4 separate regions of the Homo sapiens genome follow, and all the other regions are linked to region 1. Evidence: chromatin loops called from intact Hi-C (ENCODE). Cell type or tissue: heart left ventricle. All regions are shown on one strand.

Evidence for each region. Peaks named below come from ENCODE experiments on the same cell type or tissue, not always from the same donor. Only the 100,000 strongest peaks of a DNase experiment are listed, where the experiment ranks them.
Region 2: it touches region 1 in a loop (1.9-fold over the local background); 3 of 110 quality-filtered maps call a loop at or near these places.
Region 3: it touches region 1 in a loop (1.8-fold over the local background); 3 of 110 quality-filtered maps call a loop at or near these places.
Region 4: a loop joins it to region 1, with 2.6 times the contacts of the local background. A loop is called at or near these places in 3 of 110 quality-filtered maps.

The regions. Positions count from the first base shown.
Region 1 is chr13:40,440,490-40,442,989 of GRCh38, reverse strand. All of the region lies in intron 6 of LINC00598 (long intergenic non-protein coding RNA 598), which reads left to right. Among named protein-coding and RNA genes, the nearest start is that of LINC00598, 39 kb to the left of the region's middle. In heart left ventricle, no CTCF peak of the experiment used is centred here; DNase peaks (open chromatin) are centred at 609 and 1,529; H3K27ac peaks cover 1,461 bases.
Region 2 is chr13:40,503,489-40,505,988 of GRCh38, reverse strand. No RefSeq gene overlaps it. Among named protein-coding and RNA genes, the nearest start is that of LINC00598, 24 kb to the right of the region's middle. In heart left ventricle, no CTCF peak of the experiment used is centred here; no DNase peak of the experiment used is centred here.
Region 3 is chr13:40,563,572-40,566,071 of GRCh38, reverse strand. The region is part of intron 1 of FOXO1 (forkhead box O1); the gene reads left to right. Among named protein-coding and RNA genes, the nearest start is that of LINC00598, 84 kb to the right of the region's middle. RefSeq lists enhancers at 1,019-1,108, 1,991-2,500. In heart left ventricle, CTCF peaks have their summits at 1,290 and 1,489; no DNase peak of the experiment used is centred here; H3K27ac peaks cover 1,258 bases.
Region 4 is chr13:40,536,310-40,538,809 of GRCh38, reverse strand. No RefSeq gene overlaps it. Among named protein-coding and RNA genes, the nearest start is that of LINC00598, 57 kb to the right of the region's middle. RefSeq lists a silencer at 944-1,238. In heart left ventricle, no CTCF peak of the experiment used is centred here; no DNase peak of the experiment used is centred here.

The DNA of each region.
Region 1 (2,500 bases):
CGCTTATCATTTTTTTCCCATTTACCATTGCACTAGTTGGTGTCAAAGTGGGAGTCAGGAGATCCCATGCCATGTAAATGCACTCTATAAAATGTCCATGTGATGCCTGTGGATGCCTGTTACAGCATTAACGAGAGGGGGTGTTTAACCCTTCTCATTTTCTGCTGCAGGGAAAGATGTCACTGGGCTGAAGATGACAAGAAGATGTTTCCCAGTTGCTCACAAACCCTTTCCTCTGTGTTGTTCCCATCTTTACCCAGCTCTCTCTGCTGTCTCCCATTGTTAACTGGTCCCTGAATGCAGCAGCTGGAGGCATAAACTGCCTTTTTTTTTTTTTTCCCGACAAAAGGCATCTTAACACGGGCTTTGCTGCTTGAGTTTTCATTCTTCCCATGGTGTGGGTTACATCAACAAATTCTAACTCCTGGGCTGAGAAGGAGCCAAGTGGAGGTGCTGATGGAGCAGCATGCAGCATATGCCCTTATTTAACCTGCCAGTCCTTATCAGAGTGCATGTGGAGATGGCTGGGGTCATCCTGCCATGCTGCCCATCAGCAAGTCCCCAGGGCTGATCCTGTTACTATTAGGAAGTGGCCGTGCTGAGTGACGAGACACCTGGCAGGTCTCGCTGACGTGTCTAGCCCCATTCAGGACACCTTTTCAGCCTGACCAGTTGCTCCAAGGTGATGACAATTCAGATAAAATTCTTGTTCACAAATTCTTTAAATCAACTGAAGTAAATTCCAGACTATTGCCAGAAGTGAGGGTGCATTAGAAATCTCTGTGTAGCAAGCACTGGTATTTCTCATTGAGCCTGATAAAACTCAGAGCATATGGCAGGGAATCAACCACACATTGGACTTGAGATGTATTAGAACCATCCTTAAGTAGAGCCTTCTTTGAGATTGATTCAGAGTCTTGCTAAAGTGTTAATTTGCAAACTTACTCTTCTAACTATTTAGCAAAAGCGAGGGAAAATTTATTTATTTATATATTTTTACAAACAAAGGTTAATCATGTTGGATAATTTTTTTCTTTATAGGAAGGCAATCAAACAAAAGCAAAATTTAGAAGACTCTGTGTTCATGTTTGCACATAGATAACAGGGCCAAATCTGCCTCAAAGATCGTATTGATGTGATTCTTCATAGCCAGCCTCTCTCACCTTTATTCAGTGCGATTTGGGAACTACTGTATAATATTAAACTGATGGAATTGGCCCATTATGTCAAAGGACATCTGTATGTACACAGTTATTACCACACTTTTTTCCTGGTATAAACTCCTTAGTAAGGACAAGGAGCCACAACATCATGCTAATTTTTAAAAGCATTTAGATGGTGAAGCCATTATCTGTGATGGTGAAAACATGTTGGTATGCATTTAATGGTTAGGACCCTTTATCTGCAAAGGATACTTACAGGCCCAGGGCTCAGGAAACTCAAAAGGAAAGCTCCAGTTCCCATATCGAGTTGCTTGCCAGCCCTTTGGTAAGCCTTGGCAGGCTTCCACCTGTGTCCTGCCCTGGTCTGACCTCCAGAGCCTGTCAGTGCTGGCACCCTCTGAGTACGAGATGGGATGAATGGCCAGCGGCTAGTGCCATCTGAGACTTCAATCAACTTGATACCAAAGGTTAATCTCTTTCACGGGAATCACCTAATTTGTTATGGCCTGCAAGTACTTTCTAGCAGAAGCCTTTTTTCCTATGACGCCGTTTGGCTCATATGTTTAGGTATGCCTCAAGACCTCTAATAGTGTCTAAAATCTCCTGTTTGGGGAGTAATCCCTTTCCCCCTTTTTACATAGATCTTGTTCCTCGGTCTTGGGCAGACAGCATTCATGGGATTCTCTAGTTTAAGATCTTAACATGCTCTGTTTCTTGGATGTTTGGAAAATGTTTATTTGAGAGACAGAGACAGGAATGCGTTTTAGACTTTCATTCCCACTGGGCACAGAGAAATCTGATAGTGATAGAATCTCACAAATAGCTTGAGATATTCCATATCCCTCAGGAGGAGGCTGTTGCGATTTTTATCAATGAAACCTGGCTTGCTCCAGTCCATCTAAGATGATCAAAATGCTCACTCAGAAAAGCAGAATGTTACGTTGGCAATTCCCCTTTCGCACAATAAAATGAGCATGTTTTCTTCACCTACTTTCCTTTTCTTTCCTACAGCCTTCTCCTTCCCTTGGAGTTTGATGGGGTCTGATGCCCTTCTGACCTGGGAGGCTGTTTGAGGAGTTGACATTGCCTATGGGGGCAAAGAGGGGAAATGGGAGCAGAAAACAGCCTGGGATGGCCAATTGCCTCCTTTATCCACAGAAAATTGAAACACTTCAATTAAAAGGAACCATTAGAACAAGAGATTTCCATCTATAGTGTTGTCCCATATTACCAGAATGTGTTAGAAAGATGCTCCAAAACACCCGAGTAAATGTTGCCAGCATGATTCTTGGGGCTGGTGACCCTGGGTCTCAATCCCATGTCAACAAGTTACTTGT
Region 2 (2,500 bases), 63 kb before region 1:
ATCAAGGCTGCAATAACATATAATGAAAGAAAAGGATGGCAAAACAGAACTTAAAACAAGTTAGAGTGAGAACCTAGTGTTTAGTCATAAACACGTACAGATGTTTATGAACGTTAGCAGTCAACATTCAGGGATGCTTGTTCAGCCAGTAGGTGCCGGGTAATGGAGCTGATTGCTCATCAGCTACATCTGTTCTGATTGACAGAGTGGATTTCCAATAAAGATAATCAAAGCCTCGGCTCAGGCTCCTTCACCTTCACAGCCATGTGAGGGTCCAGTAAACTGTTCACATGCTTATAGGTTTTTGTAAAATTTATACAAGTAAGATAAATGATCTATAATTGGTTAAGACCACAGTCTCTTTCTAGTGCGATTTCCTCTCCAATATACTCCCTTCTTGAATTGGTGACTGCAGGCATTTTTGGGATCAGAATAAGGGAAGCGGAGTCAAGCAGACATTTAGTTTGGATTAGAGGTATATATTTATGAGGTTCACAGTTGCTTCTGTGTATAGTTAACTATTTGTAGCCACTCGTGTGAGTAGTTTACAGAAATGCTTCTAATGCCGATTGTGCTGACTCAACCAGTTCCATGACTGAGCTGAGGTGAACAGGCATTTAAGGACCTGGCACCAGAAGTGTGTGGGTAATAGAAGATGATCAAGGTTTGACATGGAAGGGGCCAGAAGCTATTCTGTGACAAATTCTTCCCATCATCAGATATGTAAAATTTTAAGCTGAAGATTCAACTGTCATCAATGCCTTGTCAAAATATAAGCTGTCTCTTGTCCAGTATATACTTGATAATGCAGCCTACGAAACTGTAAATGCACCGCAGAAAGAATTATTTTCATATCTTTCCATAGGAAATCCATAGAAATATTCAGATATTAACAAGTAATCTGTAACAAAAAATTCAATCATAAAAGCAGTAACAGATAAAGAAGATAAAATCTTTGAAAAGAAGTAATGGATACACTCTTGAATTCTTGGCAATCAAATTAATGAAGAGGTATGAATCTAGTCACCCCAGAACCCCAGCGAAATGGGCCCCAGTCCTGAGTCTGTGCTCTAGGGGACCCAGTTATAGCTTTCCTCCTTGTTCCATTCCAAGGGTGCGGAGTCCCTGGGGAGTGAGGAGACACTTGCCTGTCAGTGGTGTTAGCCTTTGGCAGTTTTGACAAGAAGTCTACACCTGTTTCTCCACACTGGAGCCTCGTATCTGGAAAGCACATTCGGGAAAGAAATTTGTAAATCACACTGGAGAGAGAGTAGCAAACCAGAACATATAGCCAGTGTATTGGAGAAGGCCAGATGGTAGAAAACCAAGTGCAATTTTGTGACATGTAAAAAGTAGCCACCCACTTAGGCTACCCCACAGGAACAAGGGAGAGCCAAGTGCCTCAGAATAATAGGTTGAAGAGGAAGTTGGCTGGAGAGAGAGGCCCTTGGAAAGAAGAATGCTGTTGAGATGGGTGGATCTTGGCTGGCAAGGCCCTGAGGGTGACAGGCCATGGCTCTGCCTTCCAGAGCCAGCAGGAATGTGTGGTGACCCTTGTATCCTGCCCGCCTGCCTGGCTGAGGCTGCAGCCAGACTACGAACTAAAATGAAAATATCCTTCTAAGGGTATTTCAGGTTCAAAATCCAGTTGGCTAGTGGGAGGAAAAGGATATTATCTGATGACAGATAGTGGTAGCCAGTGTCTGATGGTTACTCATAGAATCAACATAGGCTGGGAATTCCAGGGAGGTGCATTCCAGAAAGCCTGCATCCTAGTACTTGACTCTGGTTTAGGGAAACAATGGGGTGTCATGGAGGGAGTGTGTGTGTGTGTGTGTGTGTATCTGTGTGTTCCTGTGTGTGCTGAACATTCATCTCTAGTCATGATGTGACTGGAGTTAGAAGGTCATTCCTCCATTCTTCAAAAGCTTGGGGATTCCTGAGAACACTAAGCTCAGGAGGATGATGTTTGCTTTTCCTCAACTCATGTTGCAAATATCTATGGTGAGCTTGCTCTATACCAGCCATTTGTGCTAAGAACTGGAATGTAAAGATAGAGGAGATAGGCTCCCTCCCTTTAGGATTCTGAAAATTTAACAGGGGGCTTACAGAATTATGTTCTGATAAAGAATGATCTAGCAGAAACTAGCAGCTACTCGTTAATTCTCTGGACGTCGGCATTGGCTGAGTTATGTTGGATGACTTTTGGACTGGGAGCAAAGATGGATGTTTGCAGTAAGTTAATTTTGGGCTATAAGACCTTCTGTCTCATAACAGATCTATTTCCATTTCGCTCTACTTTTCAGCACATCAGTTTCGGCTACTCACAGCCTCGTAGGTCCCTGGATGAGTATAAGTACAAAGAGCATTCAGTAAGGTCACTACTCTCTGTTGCTCCTCTTGTAACTGTCTTCTAAGTATAAAGCTGACCAGTGGCTCCTTCCAAATTGGTCCATTGCTGTATGGGTGGTAAGGATGGCTCATCTACAGTAATGGCCCT
Region 3 (2,500 bases), 120 kb before region 1:
GCTGCAGCACCTTGAGAAGACTTAAATATTCTAGTGACATTGGCTGACCAGGGCACTGACAGCCTCACCTTAGTATTTGAATCAGTTCTGAGGCAATATCTAGTGTCAAGAGAAAAATGAACTGTTTTTCCCAAACCAGTCAATCTTTCCAGTAATTAACATATAAAAAAGCCTCATGTTAAGTGAGAGCAGTGCAGTGTGTGGTTATAAAGAAATAAGACTAATGTTTATGACATACATAGGTCTGTAAAACACAGACATATGTTATTTTATGGATGCTATTATGCCAGTAGTGATAACAGTAACATTAGCTAATAGAGATTAAGGTAAGCCTTTCCACGCATACTATCTCATTTAATCTTTGCACCAACTTTGTAAATGTAGGAAATACTAATCTGTTCAACAGATACTTGAGTGCCCCTATGGTGTTGGTGCTGTGAGGATACAGTGTACAAGAAGACAGACAAAGGTCCCTGTGCTCACTTGAGCAGCTCACAGTGTAGTGGGAAGTCAGGCATGCCCCCCCACCGCCCCAGGGATCAGACATAGTGGAATCATAAAGAGGGGTGAGTAAGTAAGGTCCCATGTTAGAGCTGCAGGATGGGATGAGGTCATCAAGAAATGCTTCTGGAGGGGCCAGTTGGGCTGAGACAGAAGCTGGGGCATGGAGGGCAGGGTGGCAGCCTTTGGAGAGAAAAGGTCCGTGTTCCTGGACAGTCTATGGGTTGTGTCATCCTATTAAGTGGCTCTTTACGTGTACTTATTTTCTCCCCAGGTAGATCAAAAGCTTCTGGAGGGCATGTTCTGTGTCTCATTCCTTCATGTCTTTCGCTACTCCTTCCACAAAATAGTTTCCAGTAAATGTTAGTTGACATGAATTGGTACTCAAATGGATGGTTAAAAGATGTGTATTGTGTAAGACACCATATCTTCCTTGTAATTTTTTTGGGGGTCAAGCAACAAACAGTTATTGAGGCTATGATATTAGAAATTAAAGACAAGCTTTAGCCCATTTGCTCTTTAAGGAACTCAGAATCTGAACATAGAACAGCCAGCAGAGCAGGTTGAACAAGCAAGTACACCATGTCGGGGTTCCCCGACTACACCATGTCGGGGTTCCCCGACTCCCCCATCTGTGGAGCTCATTGGGTCAGGCTTCCCAGGAAGCACATGCTGCACTGCTTGGGGTGGCCAGGCATGCAGATGGCAGATGGGGTGTGTGCAGAGGCTTGTGAGTGGGGCTGCAGAGAAACAAGCTAGTGGAGAGGAGATTGGCTGGCTTGTGTTTCTCTAGTGCCGTCATGTAGAAACGCTGGATTTGGGCAAGTGATTGACAGGGCATGAACCTCTGTCCTGACATCCTGCCTCTGTCCTCAGGTAATATTTGTTGAGAGTTCAAGGGCATAATATTTCAGAGCCCAGCAGTCTCACGCGGCTCTGCTGCGAAGTCCTTCTGGTGAACTGCTCTTCCATCCAGCCTCTCCTGTGGCCAGTAGGGGAGTGCAGACACAACGTCGTTAATAGCAACACATTTTTACAAAATTTACCTTTTCAAACCCCACCCCCTAGAAACCGTAGCTTCTTTAATGTCCCGCTGGCTGTGTGAAAAACAGGAATTTATGTAACAAGTCCTGCACAGCAAACCTTTTCCTGTTCGGAAAAAATTTTAATTGTTGGCAAAGTTAGGAAACAGCTCTGTTACTCAAAGAGCGACCTGAAATGTCCTCTTAGAAAAATATGTAATATGATGTTTTGATAAGTAGGAGACTGCTGTGGCTTTTTTTTTTTTAAAGTCTAAATTAGTATATGTCCCACCTGAGTTAGTGAACGCTTCTTGAATGTTTTAAAGATTTCCTTATTATGTCTCCTGCAGTCTTTTTAAAAATGACCCCCAGCTGGGCTTGCCAGTGATCTGACAGGCTTATCATGAATGTTAGAGAGCTTCACCCCCTCTCCCCAAGTCAATGCAACAACCAGGAAGCTTCTATCTGGGAAGATCTTTCTTCCCCCTTTATCATTAACTAAATGTGACAGGGACAGGAGTCAAGCTTCCTCTCCTCCAGAGATTTCATCGGAGCTTATCTGTGTGTCTATTGTGTTCAAAGAACAAAACTGTCATGATGGAATATTGTGCAAATGCCTGGACTTCCAGTGTATAGAAAATGTCAGGGTCAGACTGCAGGGCTGCATTCCAGTGCTACCCCAAGTGCGGGCCTGCTGATCTTAAGGAGGAATTAAGAACTCGGTTCGGCTGGGGTTGGTGGGTACAGCAGACAAGGCTGTGGCTCTGTGAGCATACATGTGTGTGTGTGGCGCCTTCCCATAGGAATTTGGGGATCTTAGGGGAATGCAATAGGATGGGAGGGAAATGTACTCCCTGGCCTCTTTTAGGGATTCTTGTACCTACTCTAAGCCCCTGGCCCTCCTCACAGCGTGTCTCGAGGTGAGGGTAGATCTTGGGTGTGGAGGAAGGTGGGGATTCTTGGGAACAGGAGACAGT
Region 4 (2,500 bases), 96 kb before region 1:
AACCCAAGTTAAGGGATATCCTACAAAATATCTGACTAGGACTCTTACAAATTGTCAAGGTCCTGAAGGACAAGAAAACACAGAGGAACTGTCTCAGCTTGCAGAGCACATGAGGATAAATGCAGCAAAGGATCCTGGATTGGATCTTGAAACAGAAAAAGAAGACATTAGTGGAGAATCTGGTGAAATCCAAGTATAGGTAACAGTATCATACCAGAGTTAATTTCTTGGTTTTGATTATTGTACTATCAGTATGTAAGTCATTAACAGTAGGAGAAGCTGGATGAAGGGTATGTAAAAACTCTCTTTCCTACTTTTTTTTTCCCCAAGACAGAGTCTCACTCTGTTGCCCCAGCTGGAGTTCAGTGTCACTGTCATGGCTCACTGCAGACTCAAACTCCTGCACTCAATGGATTCTCCTGCCCCAGCCTCCCAAGTGTCTGGCATTACAGGTACGCACCACCACACCCAATAATCTTTTTTTTTTTTTTGAGAGGGAGTCTCGCTCTGTTGCCCAGGCTGGAATGCAGTGGCGTGATCTCAACTCGCTGCAATCTCTGCCTCCTGGGTTCAAGCAATTCTCCTGCCTCAGCCTCCCAAGTAGCTGGGACTACAGGAGCCCACCACCACACTTGGATGATTTTTGTATTTTTAGTAGAAATGGGGTTTCACCATGTTGGCCAGGCTTGTCTCGAACTCCTGACCTCAGATGATCTGCCTGCCTCAGCTTCCCAAAGTGCTGGGATTACAGGCATGAATCACCACGTCTGGCCCCAATAATCTTTTATATATATATTATTATTATTATTATTATACTTTAAGTTCTAGGGTACATGTGCACAATGTGTGGGTTTGTTACATATGTATACATGTGCCATATTGGTATGCTGCACCCACCCAATAATCTTTCTATTTTAATTGTTTTGCAGAGATGGGAGTCTCTCTATGTTGGCCAGGCTGGTCTCGAACTCCTGGGCTCAAGAGATCCTCTGGTCTTGGCCTCCCAAAGTGCCAGGATTACAAGCATGAGCCCCCGTGCCAGCTCTTTTAAAAATCAGGAAAGCACAGGAAAAGAGTGAGTGGGTACGCTTGGCTGGAAGTCAAGGGCCTGGCACGGGGTTGTGGAGCCAGGCTCTTCCTGGCGGCGGGGCTGTGGGGAGCTGGATGGCTGGACTGAGGTTACTGAGAGCCCTCCTCAGCCGAGCAGCAGGGGATTTACCCATCAAAGTAATCAGGGACAGAGTCTGAACCTGTCCCCATTGGCTCAAGATAATTAAAAGGGGATGGAAAAAATGTTATCTTTTAAAGGGCTTTGGGAGGTTGAGGCCTTCGCAGGAGAATGGCCAGGAGACTAGTGTGTGCAAAGAGGCAGGCGGATGATCCCCATCCTACAGGGGCATTTATTTTGTGGACACCGGGGTCACCTGGGAAGCAGGTCTGGCCTCAGTTCTCCGGCCTGGGGCACTGTTTGTTCTGTGTCTCGCTTGTGGAATAAAGAGGATTCCTGTTTCAGTGAGGAACCACACCTGCTCAGAGGGAAAATACTCTGCTTGTCAGAATCTTTCACTTTCTGTGAACCAGCTCCTTGGCCTGATAGGGTCACAGGGCCCAGGAGTGGTCAAGGAAGCTTCTGTGAATGTATTGAACGTCAAGAGTGTCCAGGGGGATGTGTGGTGTTTGGCCCGATTCCTGTCATTGCCAGTGGAAATGCCATCTCTGGAGTTTGCCCCAGGTGTTTGTGAAGCAGGTTGGGATTCGGAGCTGAACGCTCCTCTAAAGATATGTGCTGGCTTCTTATGTCATGGCTAGACAGCCCCTGCTGGGCCTGTTTGCTGTCCCTTTCTCTTTGCCCCTGAGTTGTGTCAGGAGATTTGAGGAACTTCTGACTCATCCTAGCAAGTGGCTATGGCCTTTTTGCAAAAAGCTGTGTCCCAAGGGAAGAGGCAAATGTGACCCAGGTAGGTGCCAGCAGTCACATGGCTTGCAGGGATGACAAGCTCAAACAGGACTTGATGGCTGGGTGTGATGGAAACCATAACACATGATTCTTGGGAGCAGGTCCGTGCTGGCTGGCAGGATATTTGGCTCTGTTTGTGTTTGAACAGTCTGACAACAGCCATAAAGCCTAGCAGCTGTGAGGTATTTCAGGTACCGGAGGACTTCTGGACTTCGGTTAACCTTGGGGTCTTGGGAGTAGAACTTTAGCTTTGAATAATTTAAGGGCTTGGCCTGTAACCTCACGCCTGTAACCCCAGCGCTTTGGGAGGCCAAGGTGGGCGGATCACTTGAGGTCAGGAATTAGAGACCAGCCTGGGAAACATAGCGAAACCCCCTCTCTACAAAAAAAAAAAAAAAAAAAAAAAAAAAAAAAAAAAAGAAAGAAAGAAAGAAAAAAAAAAAGAGCCAGGTGTGGGGGCACGTGCCTGTAGTCTTAGCTACTTGGGAGCTGAGGAAGGAGGATTGTGTGAGCCCAGGAGGTCCAGGATACAGTGAGCCATGA